Regions from separate parts of the Homo sapiens genome. Here region 2 is linked to region 1. Evidence: chromatin contacts called from ENCODE Hi-C or POLR2A ChIA-PET data. All regions are on one chromosome and are shown on one strand. Each heading gives the region's core, a stretch centred on a gene start or an enhancer-like site at or near the end of the contact. The rest is flanking DNA. Distances are from core to core; before and after follow the strand shown.

Evidence for each region. Hi-C counts contacts between places; a loop is a spot of excess contacts on that map. ChIA-PET counts read pairs that join two places held with the same protein, here RNA polymerase II (POLR2A). Pooled maps may share reads with other maps.
Region 2: a map of naive thymus-derived CD4-positive, alpha-beta T cell shows a loop between it and region 1 (9-fold over the local background). The contact joins two enhancer-like sites. A Hi-C loop is called at or near these places in 1 of 168 maps with a recorded cell type or tissue (naive thymus-derived CD4-positive, alpha-beta T cell) and 4 of 50 pooled maps. POLR2A ChIA-PET finds 5 or more read pairs at or near these places in 1 of 52 experiments (activated CD4-positive, alpha-beta T cell).

What each region holds. Positions count from the first base shown.
Region 1 is chr16:17,366,245-17,371,273 of GRCh38, reverse strand. All of the region lies in intron 1 of XYLT1 (xylosyltransferase 1), which reads left to right. Among named protein-coding and RNA genes, the nearest start is that of XYLT1, 100 kb to the left of the region's middle. RefSeq lists an enhancer at 1,599-1,688. Within about 2 kb of position 1,498, at least 23 of the 41 ENCODE cell types and tissues checked have a DNase peak (open chromatin) inside an H3K27ac peak, as active enhancers do.
Region 2 is chr16:15,958,687-15,963,810 of GRCh38, reverse strand. All of the region lies in intron 1 of ABCC1 (ATP binding cassette subfamily C member 1 (ABCC1 blood group)), which reads right to left. Among named protein-coding and RNA genes, the nearest start is that of ABCC1, 12 kb to the right of the region's middle. RefSeq lists an enhancer at 4,625-5,124. Within about 2 kb of position 2,195, at least 7 of the 41 ENCODE cell types and tissues checked have a DNase peak (open chromatin) inside an H3K27ac peak, as active enhancers do.

The sequences.
Region 1 (5,029 bases), core at 249-2,748:
AAGAAGATAGTCCCTGGTCCTGGGGAAGTGGGACAAGTTGTCAAAAGTATGTAGCAGGGGCTGATGAGAAGACAGGACTCTCACCCCTATCCATGGGAGTCAACTTTGCTCTCTGCCTTGTATTCCTGGGTGTGCATTCATAGGTGCTTCTTGAGTTAAATTATTCTTGGACTTTGCAGCCACGTTACTTTACAACCTGTCTATGGTTCATATCCCGTCCTTCTCTCTAACCTCAGGTCCTCCAGCTGAAAGTGCTGGGCTTAGCTTAGGATCCACTAAACCAGAGATTACAAACACCAATGCCCACAGCAGCCACACTGGCAGCCGTAAGTGAAGGACATGTGTCTGGGGCGGGGACTGTGGCAAGCAGGAGGGCCTGTGACCCTTCTAAGGGAGATAGCTGCTTTCCAGTGCCAGAAAGGCAGTGCCTTAGGAAAATGCTGGATTTGTGTAGCTAGGTCTTCTGATTTTTCCAAAAAATGCCAGAACTTTGCAGTTTTATGGGAAACCTCCTGAATGTGAAGTATTGGCATCCTATGTAGGTTTTTGTTGTTCTTTTTAAAACATTGTGCAGGCTGAACAAACTATGCCTGAGCTGAATACTGCTTGTAGATTCCAGTTTCTGTTGGCCACCTCTGCAGTCAGCCCATGAAGATCGTGTTCTCAAAGTGCTGGCTAAACAGAGGCCACTGCTGAGTCACTAGGGTTGCTTCCCACCACTTCATGAACGTGTTCAGTGTGAGACCACACACTTTACCTTGCATCTTGTTTCTCCAGCTCTTTCTCATCCTGCCCTCCCCGCAGATGTCTCAATGAAGTCCCTGGGAAAGTAACACTTACTCTCCTGAATACAGCCTACAGTTCCACCAAGCGTGGCATGCATGTGAGCGAGGGTCCCCCAACCCCGCCCCACTGCAGAAGGCGTAGAAATGAAAGCGGATCGTTGTAAGCTTTGGATCCGCCAAATGGGACTTAGCACAGCGTCGTCTCCTGCGTGTTGATTATCAACTTGCTTGGGGGATCTCAGGCTCTTGCCTGACCTTGGCATGAGGTCTGGCAAATTTGGCTTTCTGGGTGTAGAATTGATCGTTTCAGAAACAAAGCCATTGAGACAGAGTTAAGGAGAGTCCTCTATTCACGGATGAAAGGAGCTCATTGTATAAAATTGGTGTGACCTGGACCCCCTTCCTCTGGCCCCCTCCTGTTGTTCCCTTCCCCCACAGCTGGGGCTTTGTAAGGGTCTCGCAGGATGTTCTATCCCAGGCCATACTTTCTTCCCATCTTCCTGTCTCTGAGGCTGCCCCGAACAGAAGGAGAGCTGGGCTTGGAGCCCCTTTGCACGTTTTTGGCTCCTCGGGCCAACTCTGTTGTCGTGGGTGATGAGAGCACTTCCTTCCGAGAGAGCTAGGAGAAAAACAGCCAGGCTGTTCACAGGCAGCTGCCCAAGGCGGCTGTGCAGGAAGAGAAAACAGTGGGTGCTAAGAACCTCTTCCTGTTCTGCCTTCTGCACGGGCACCTCCCTTCTGGGTCACGGCCCTGAAAAGTCAAGACTGTTGAGCTAGAGGAAGATGGTCCTGTGTGTATTAACCTCAGTGCTCAACTTCCTGATGGATTATTTGAGTTTTTCTGTTTCTGCTGTGAAGTCACGGGATCCCGAATTTTTCTTCTTGAGGTTGGCGGGTGAGGGTTGGAGTCATGTTCATGGGGTAACATGGTACCTTCCTTTGTGGGGGAGGGGTAAGGTATGGTGGTGAACAGATAGGAAGGTCATAAACTTAGATGCTTTCAGGGCTCAGCCCAGGTGGGCAGGGTGGGGTTGTGGCAAACAGAAGGGGATGTGCCTGCCTTAAGTGGACCTGCCTACCCAGTGGGTCAGATCTTTCCACATTTCACGAAAAGCCACAAATCAGAATATCATGATTTCACCCTAAATTTTAAATGCTGGCACCTAATTTTAAAAAAAGTATTGTTCAAAAATTAGCCAGGCTTAGTAGCATGTGCCTGTAATCCCAGCTCCTCAGGAGTCTGAGGCAGGAGAATCGCTTGAACCCGGGAGGTGGAGGTTGCAGTGAGCCGAGATCACGCCACTGCACTCTAGCTTGCGTGACAAGCAAAACTCCATCTAAAAAAAAAAAAAAAAAAAGAAGTATTTTTGTGCACCATGCAGATCACACCATACCACATCCAAGCATTTTGGTTACCTTTTTTTCTTTTTTTTTTTAAACCTCTCTGAAGATATTAAGGTTAAATGGGCCTGGCTCTGTGGCTTTCAACCAAGTCTTTGAAACTCTCTGAGCCTCAGTTTCCTCCTATATAAATTAGGAACAGTACTACAGGGTATTCATAATCCAGGAACAAGGAAATACTTAATGTCATCAAGAGAAAAAGCAAACTGGGCACACTGACTCTTGCCTGCAATTCCAGCAATTCGGGAGGCCAAGGCAGTAGGATCACTTGAGACCAGGAGTTCAAGACCAGCCTGGGCAACATAGGAAGACCCCATCTCTACAAAAAATGAAATATTAGCCAGGCGTGGTGGCACAGGCCTGTAGTCCCAGCTACTTGGGAGGGTGAGGTGGAAGGATTGCTTGAGCCCAGAAGTTCAAGGCTGTGGTGAGCCATGATTACATCACTGCACTCCAATCTGGGCAGCAGAGCAAGACCCTGTCGTTTTTTTTTTTTAAAGTAAAAACCAAAAAAAAAAAAAAAATCTATCTATCCAGTCTTTATGGCCTTCTGGGAACAGCCACTTCATGAGGATAGAATGTGGGTTTATTGAAGTAATGCTCATAAATGGTGAATTATGGTATCTCATAAGGACTTAACCAATGATAGCGGTCTACTGGGCGCTGTCATCAAGGCTGTCATCTTCATTGTCACTATCGTTTCATTAAGAAATATTAGAGGAGGTTGAGGGGACAGGCTGCAGGCAGAGTCCCTCCCCTGCTGAAGCTTTCTGACTCCATCCTGACTCTAAATGTAGAAGGCCCATCCGTCCCCTGCAGGGCCACCTTCCAGCCAGGTGTTCTCATCGTCTCTCTTCTGTCCTAGGAAGGCAGCTCTACATCCCGAGCTGTAGCCTGGGACTGCAAAGCTCTCCACTCCCCACCTCCTGGGATCGTTTTTTCCGCCCCCCGTGGTTTGTGTCGGCAGTTCTGTGTGTGGCCTCTTGGAGTCATTCCAGACGCGAAGCACTGCTGAATCACAGTTTTCCTGTATCTTCGACAATAGATGTCCTGGTCAGAGGCTCTTGTGAAGGAGCAAAAGAGGAGGAAGTGAAGAAAAGCAGGGAGGGATGTGCATAGAAATTTATTTTGGCAAAATGGGATGAACTCCAGATTTGGTATCAAAAAACTGACATTCTACACTGAATTTTAATCCAAACTGTGTGTGGCCCTTAGGAAATAGGCCTTTCCTCCTGGATCTCCCATGCCTCACCAAACAGTGATGGGTTTGATTCAGGTCAGGGACGGACATCTAGGGAAACTGGAATCTATTAATAATATCTGCTCCTCGGGCCGTATTGAGAATTTGAGGCCAGGTGGACTGCTTAGTAACAGCTGCCTCGGGCAACTTATTGTGAATTCGCTGCATAACTGGTCTGCACCTCTAAGTGCTTTTCTTGAACTCACGATTTTGGATTCTGGAGCTCAAATATGAACTATTTTCCTGTGGAACAGAGATCTCACCCAGCAGTCCCAGAAGTCACATAGTATCATTGGAACTCCAGACAATGTCTGTGGGACACTTGGCAGTATTGGTTCCAGTTGGGCCACCTGCCATCTTGGTGACCACAGCAAGTGGGTGCAAAATTGATAGGTGCTGCGGCCTGTGCCTGGGAAAAGCTAATTATCGGGATGAATTATAGATGTGGCGTGTGTTCCCAGCTCCAGGAGGATGTGTGTTCAAACACAGCCTGGGTGGCCACCTTTAGAAAGATTTGCGGCATGGTGGGATTTAGCCAGCACTTCCTGTCTGGGCCATGTCGGGTAACGGCTGCCTTCTTGGCACGTGGCAGGTCTTGTTTATGGTCTGAGATGCCTCTGAGCTGTGAAAAGCAAAACACTGTAAAGTGTCGCCAATTGTCTTCTAAGAGGAACTAACATTGGTGGCCCACCCACTCTGTCAGGACTGAGCCGGGCTCTGGTAGAACATCTCAGTCAGTGCTCCACAATGAGTGTGAGAGGATCATGGTGATGATTATTACCATTAACCACTGGAAAAAGCAAAGTAGTCGACCTGAAGACTCGCAGCAAGGAAATGAGAACATCTAGTATGAGGAGCATCTGATCCAATTCAGTGCTCCTTATGGCTTCTTAGTGCCAGATGCTGATAGAACCAGGAACTGTGGTTTAATGATTCCAGTTCAAGATGTGGTTGTACCACTGGGAAGCAGGGTAGCTTAGTGGTCCAAAAGGATGCCCTGTTTCAAATCCTGGCTTCACCACCCACTAATGAATGAGTTTGAAAAAATTACTTCTCCTTTGAGCCTCAATTACACCATCTGTAAAATGGGGCTTTTGGTGCCTGCCTCCTGGAGTTCTTGTAAGGTTGGTTTGTTTGTTTGTTTGTTTGTTTTAAGACACGGTCCCAGTCTGTCACCCAGGCTGGAGTGCAGTGGCACTATCTTGGCTCACTGCAGCCTCTGCCGCCAGGGTTCAAGCTGTTCTCGTGCCTCAGCCTCCTGGGTAGCTGGGACTACAGGTATGCACCAACACGCCCAGCTAAGTTTTATATTTTTAGTAGAGATGGGGTTTCACCATATTGGTCAGGCCAGTCTCGACCTCCTGACCGCAAGTGATCCGTCAGCCTTGGCCTCCACGGATTACAGGCTTGAGCCACAACACCCAGACAGTTGTAAGAATTAAATAAGATAATATTTACAAACCCCTTACAGTAATACCTGGCATTCAGTGTGAGAACAATGTTAGCTGGTATTTTGATTATTGTCAATATTGACTAGCTATGTGACCTTAGGCAATTTGCATTAATATGGGGGTGATAAATTCTGTTGCTTGCAGTAGCCAGG
Region 2 (5,124 bases), core at 946-3,445, 1.4 Mb after region 1:
ACAAACCTTCACAGCAGCCCCTCCCATCACAGGCCTAGGAGGGAAAAACGGTTTCCTGGGCTGGGTCCAGGGCCCCCCTGATGTGTGCAGCCTTAGGACTTGGTGCCCAGCCACTCCAGTCATGGCTAAGAGGAGCCAAGGTACACAGCTCAGGCTGTGCCTTCAGAGGGTGCAAGCCCCAAGCCTCGGCAGCTTCCATGTGGTATTGAGCCTGTGGGTACATAGAACTAAAGAACTGAGGTTTGGAAACCTCCACCTAGATTTCAGAGGATGTATGCAAATGCCTGGATGTCCAGCCAGAAGTTTGCTGCAGGGGTGGAGCCTTTATGGAGAACCTCTACCAATGCAGTAAAGAAGGGAAATATGGGGTCAGAGCCCCCACACAGAGTCCCCACTGGGGTACTGCCTAATGGAGCTGTGAGAAAAGGGCCACCATCCAGAACCCAGAATGGTAGATCCACCTGCAGCTACATCGTGTGCCTGGAAAAGACGGAGACACTCAACGCCAACCTGTGAAAGCAGCCAGGAGCGGGGCTATACCCTGCAAAGCCACAGGGGCAGAGCTGCCCAAGGCCGTGGAAGCCCACCTCTTGCAACAGTGTGACCTGGATGTGAGACACGGAGTCAAAGGAGATAACTATGGAACTTGAAAGTTTTATGACTGGCCTATTGGATTTCAGACTTGCATGGGGCCTGCAGCCCCTTTGTTTTGGCCAATTTCTCCCATTTCAAACGGGTGTATTTATCCAATGCCTGTACCCCCATTGTATCTAGGAACTAACTAACTTCTTTTGATTTTACAGGCTGATAGGTGAAAGAGACTAGATTTTGTCTCAGATGAGATTTTGGACATAGACTTTTGAGTTAATGCTGAAATGAGTTAAGACTTTGGGGAACTGTTGGGAAGGCATAATTGTGTTTTGAAATATGAGAAAGATGAGATTTGGGAGGGGCCAGGGGCAGAATGATATGGCACGGCTCTGTGTCCCCGCACAAATCTCATCTTGAATTGTAATCTTAATTGTAATCCCCACGTGTTGGTGGAGGGACCTCACTGGAGGTGATTAGATCATGGGAGCGGTTCCCCCATGCTGTTCTCCTGATAGTGAGTCCTCAGAAGATCTGATGGTTTTATACCGGCTTTTCTCCTCTTTACTCTGCACTTCTGTCTCCTGCCACCATGTGAAGAAGGACATGTTTGCTTTCCTTTCCACCATCATTTTAAGTTTCCTGAGGCCTCCCCAGCCATGCAGAACTGTGAGTCAATTAAACCTCTTTCCTTTATAAACTACGCAGTCTCAGGTATTTTTTCATAGCAGCATGAACAAACTAATATCAGTACCATGTTCAGGCTTTATTTAAATATCTTTGTATTGTTTGTTCTGTCATATGGAACACATGTCACTTGTGATCAGAAAACTCTGCAATTAAATTAGTTTAGGTGTAAAAATCAGAGTGACATTAGCATGGTGAGACTATCAGTAATGTTTTTACACATTGTTAAATTATTGATTTAAAAGCAATTTTTAAAATAAGTCCAAAGATGTTTAAAATTTAAACACATCTTTTAAAAAACTGAACAAAACCAAAGCACACTTCTGCTTTGATCTCCTGACCTCTGGAAAGTAAGGTTTAACTTAACTGGGCAAAGCCCTCTCACACACAGCCAAGCAACATGGGCCTGATCACTTCCCAGCTTGCTCAATTTTTCTGATATGGCAGGAAAACAACAGGTGCTTAATAAGTGCTGGTGGGCCCATTAGTGGGAGTATAAACTGCTGCAGTAACCTGACAATTAACTATCAAATTTCAAAATGCACATACTGTCAACCTAGCAATTTCCTGTGGGAAAATTTATTCTGCTGAATCATTTACATATATTTGCATACATGTGCCTTCAGTGCAGCACTGCTTATCACAGCAAGAAACCAGGAACTGGGAATGACCTTGATAGACACCAAGAGGGGAATGGGTGAATACATGGCTCAGCCATTTAACAGGCAAATGCGTGGCTTGTTTAAAAAAAAAAAAAAAAAAAAGTTGATTTGATTGGCTTTTACTTTCAATTTGCATGGGCTTAAAATGGCAAGAAAATCAACACTGGTTAAGTGAAGAGAACAAGAGACAAAACAGTATTTAAAATACCCAACTAGGGAGGGAAAAAATGAATATGTAAACATATACACACAAACGAACACGTTCTTGCACATACATTTGCATATACTTGAAACTTTTCTCGAAAAACACCCAAGAAACTATCATCAACAACCATCATCAATAACGGCTACTTCTGGGAACAAAGGGCAGGGTGGGAACATACTAAAACTTTTATTTTTCCCTTTATATTCTTCTAGAATATTCACCTTAAAGTATTAGCATCATCAACAAAGTTGCAGTACAAGATCTTCCTCCTGCAATCAGCCAGATCAATTCAACAACATCTTGTTTTAAAACAAGAGTTTTCTAGCAACCTATAGAAAGTCCTCTTAACCACAGGAAAAAAGTACCTCATCATCTTACGAACAAGCCTTTGGCGGAGAATCAAAGGCAACTGGGGAGTGGGGAAACCCAAGTTGGTCTTGATCACAAACGTTTCAGTTAAGGTTCTGAGAAAGAGAAGAGACTCATAAAACAAAATAAACTGAATTTTTAAGACCTGAGATTCAGCAGGGCGTAGTGCCTCATGCCTGTAATCCCAGCACATGGAAGGGCCAAGGTGGGTGGATTGCTTGAGCCCAGGAGTTCGAGACCAGCCTGAGCAGCATAGCAAGACCCCCATCTATTTTAAAAAAAAAAAAAAAAAAAAAAAACCTGCGTTTCATTCAAACATAAACAGATCAGAAGGTTCTTGCTTCTGCCAGGGACCATGCATTGTTCTACTTCCTTGCTGAGCTGGTAAGCGCCTTCCCTGGAAATTCCAGGACCACAAGCCATTGTGTTAGTGCTTTATGCATTTTGCCGAATGCTCCAGGCTAGATTTTTATGAGATGGGCTCTGCAGTTCCTTTGAGTTAAACTCCTCAATACTTTAACCACACCATGATCTTCCTCAAGGCCTATGCACATTCTCTTCCCACTCTGGGACTCCCTTCCCCCACATCCTTGCATGGCCAGCTTTGCCACTGAGCTCTGGGGTCAAACCTCACCGCCTCCGAAAGGCCTTCTGTGGACATCCCTCCGTAGTAGTTTGCACCTCACCCAGTTTTTCCCGGTTCAAGTCTTTGCAGCACTTGCCAGCATCTGAAATCATTTCCGTCACCCTCAGTGTAAACCCCATGAGAACATGGGCCTGGTCTGTCCTGTTCACTGTTGTATCCTCAGTGCCTAGAGCAGCAGCAGCACATAGTAGCTGCTCAATTAATAATGACTGAATAAATGAATGAATGAAAAGCAGTGTGGGAAGAACAATACAATGAACCCAGGGGTATCAAAGACCACACGAGGCTGGGCGTGGTGGCTCACACCTGTAATCCCAGCACTCTGGGAGACTGCTTGAGCTCAAGAGTTCAAGACCAAACTGGGCAACATAGTGAAACCCCATCTCTACAAAAAAAAATACAAAAATTAGCCGGGTGTGCTGGTGCATGCCTGTAGTCCCAGCTACTTGGGAGGGTGAGTTGGGAGGGTCACTTGGCCTGGGAGGTCGAGACTGCAGTGCAGTGGTACAATCAGCTAGGGCGACAGAACAAGACTCCATCCATCAATCAGTCAAACACCACACAAATTTCTTGTACTGGGAAGACTTAGACATCACACATATTCTCCAAACAAGTATTACCTAGGAGGCCAGTAAAAGGTACACTGAGGTTCCTCAGAGAGAAAACTCACAGAGAGGAAGATAAAAGCTCCATAAAAATCTCAATTACTACTTGAGGGTTACAGGATGCTAGCCTAGAGCCTCCCTCCCTAGACAGGTTTCTCAGAGAGAAAACTCACAGAGAGGAAGAGAAAACCTCCATAAAAATCTCAATTCCTGAGGGTTACAGGATGCTAGCCTAGGGGCACCCTCCCTGGTCATTAACACCCACTTTCCAGAACCTGGCAACCTCCCCAGGAGATGAATCCCACAGTTAAACTAAGGGGACACTTAAGTGGAATCTCAACTTTGTAATCGTCCACTTCTCCTGGGGCACTTTAAAATGAAGGAGTAGAGCTTCAAAGCTGATCTCTCAAGAAAGCCATTTTCGGCTGGGCATGGTGGCTCACGCCTGTAATCCCAGCACTTTGGGAGGCCGAGGCAGGAGGATCGCTTGAGCCCAGGAGTTTGAGACAAGCCTGGGCAACATGGTGAGACCCTGACTCTACAAAAAATACAAAAATTAGCCGGGTATGGTGGTGTGCACCTCTGGTCCCAGCTACCTGGGAGGCTAAGGTGGGAAGATAGCTTCAGCCCAGGAGGTCGAGGCTGCAGTGAGCTATGATTGTGCCACTGCACTCCAGCCTGGGTGACAGAGGGAGACCCTGTCTCAAAAGAAAAAAGAAAGAAAAAGAAAAAGAAAGCCATTTTTGTTTTCCCAGGGGAGAATGAACTGTCACAACTCCAACTGGGAAAATGGAAAAAGGTAAAAAGACACAGCCCTCAGTAAAAAAGAAACTGCCGCAAGTTTCTTCTCTAGCTAATTGGAGTTTAACCTCCTTAACGTCTCATTAAGCTTCTCCAAGGCAACCCCAGTAAGCCAATTACACTAGAATTTCGACAGCCCACAACCTCCTAGGGAAATGCAGGATGAGGAGGAAGGTCTTGCTCCATGTTTCTCCCCCATATTCCTCCACACCAGTGGCTGTGTGATTTCACACCCCAGGGAACATATGGAAACATCTAGAGGCATTTTCGGTTGTCACAACAAGAGGAGGTGCTACCAGCATCTACTAGGGGGTAGAGGCCAGGTTTGGGGCTAAGACTACGCTGCACAGAACAGCAACCAGGCCACAAAGAATGATGTGGCCTACATGTCAACGGGGCCGACACTGAGCAACTGTGCTCCATGTCCCCACCCGCAAAATACAGCTTCCTCAAAGGCCCCGTTCAACCATTCAGCCTCTAAGAGGTAAGTGCAGGTCCCCAGCACCACTCCACCCACAGGGATGCTGCCCTATCCCAGTTTTCTTGCTAAGCGGGGGGAAG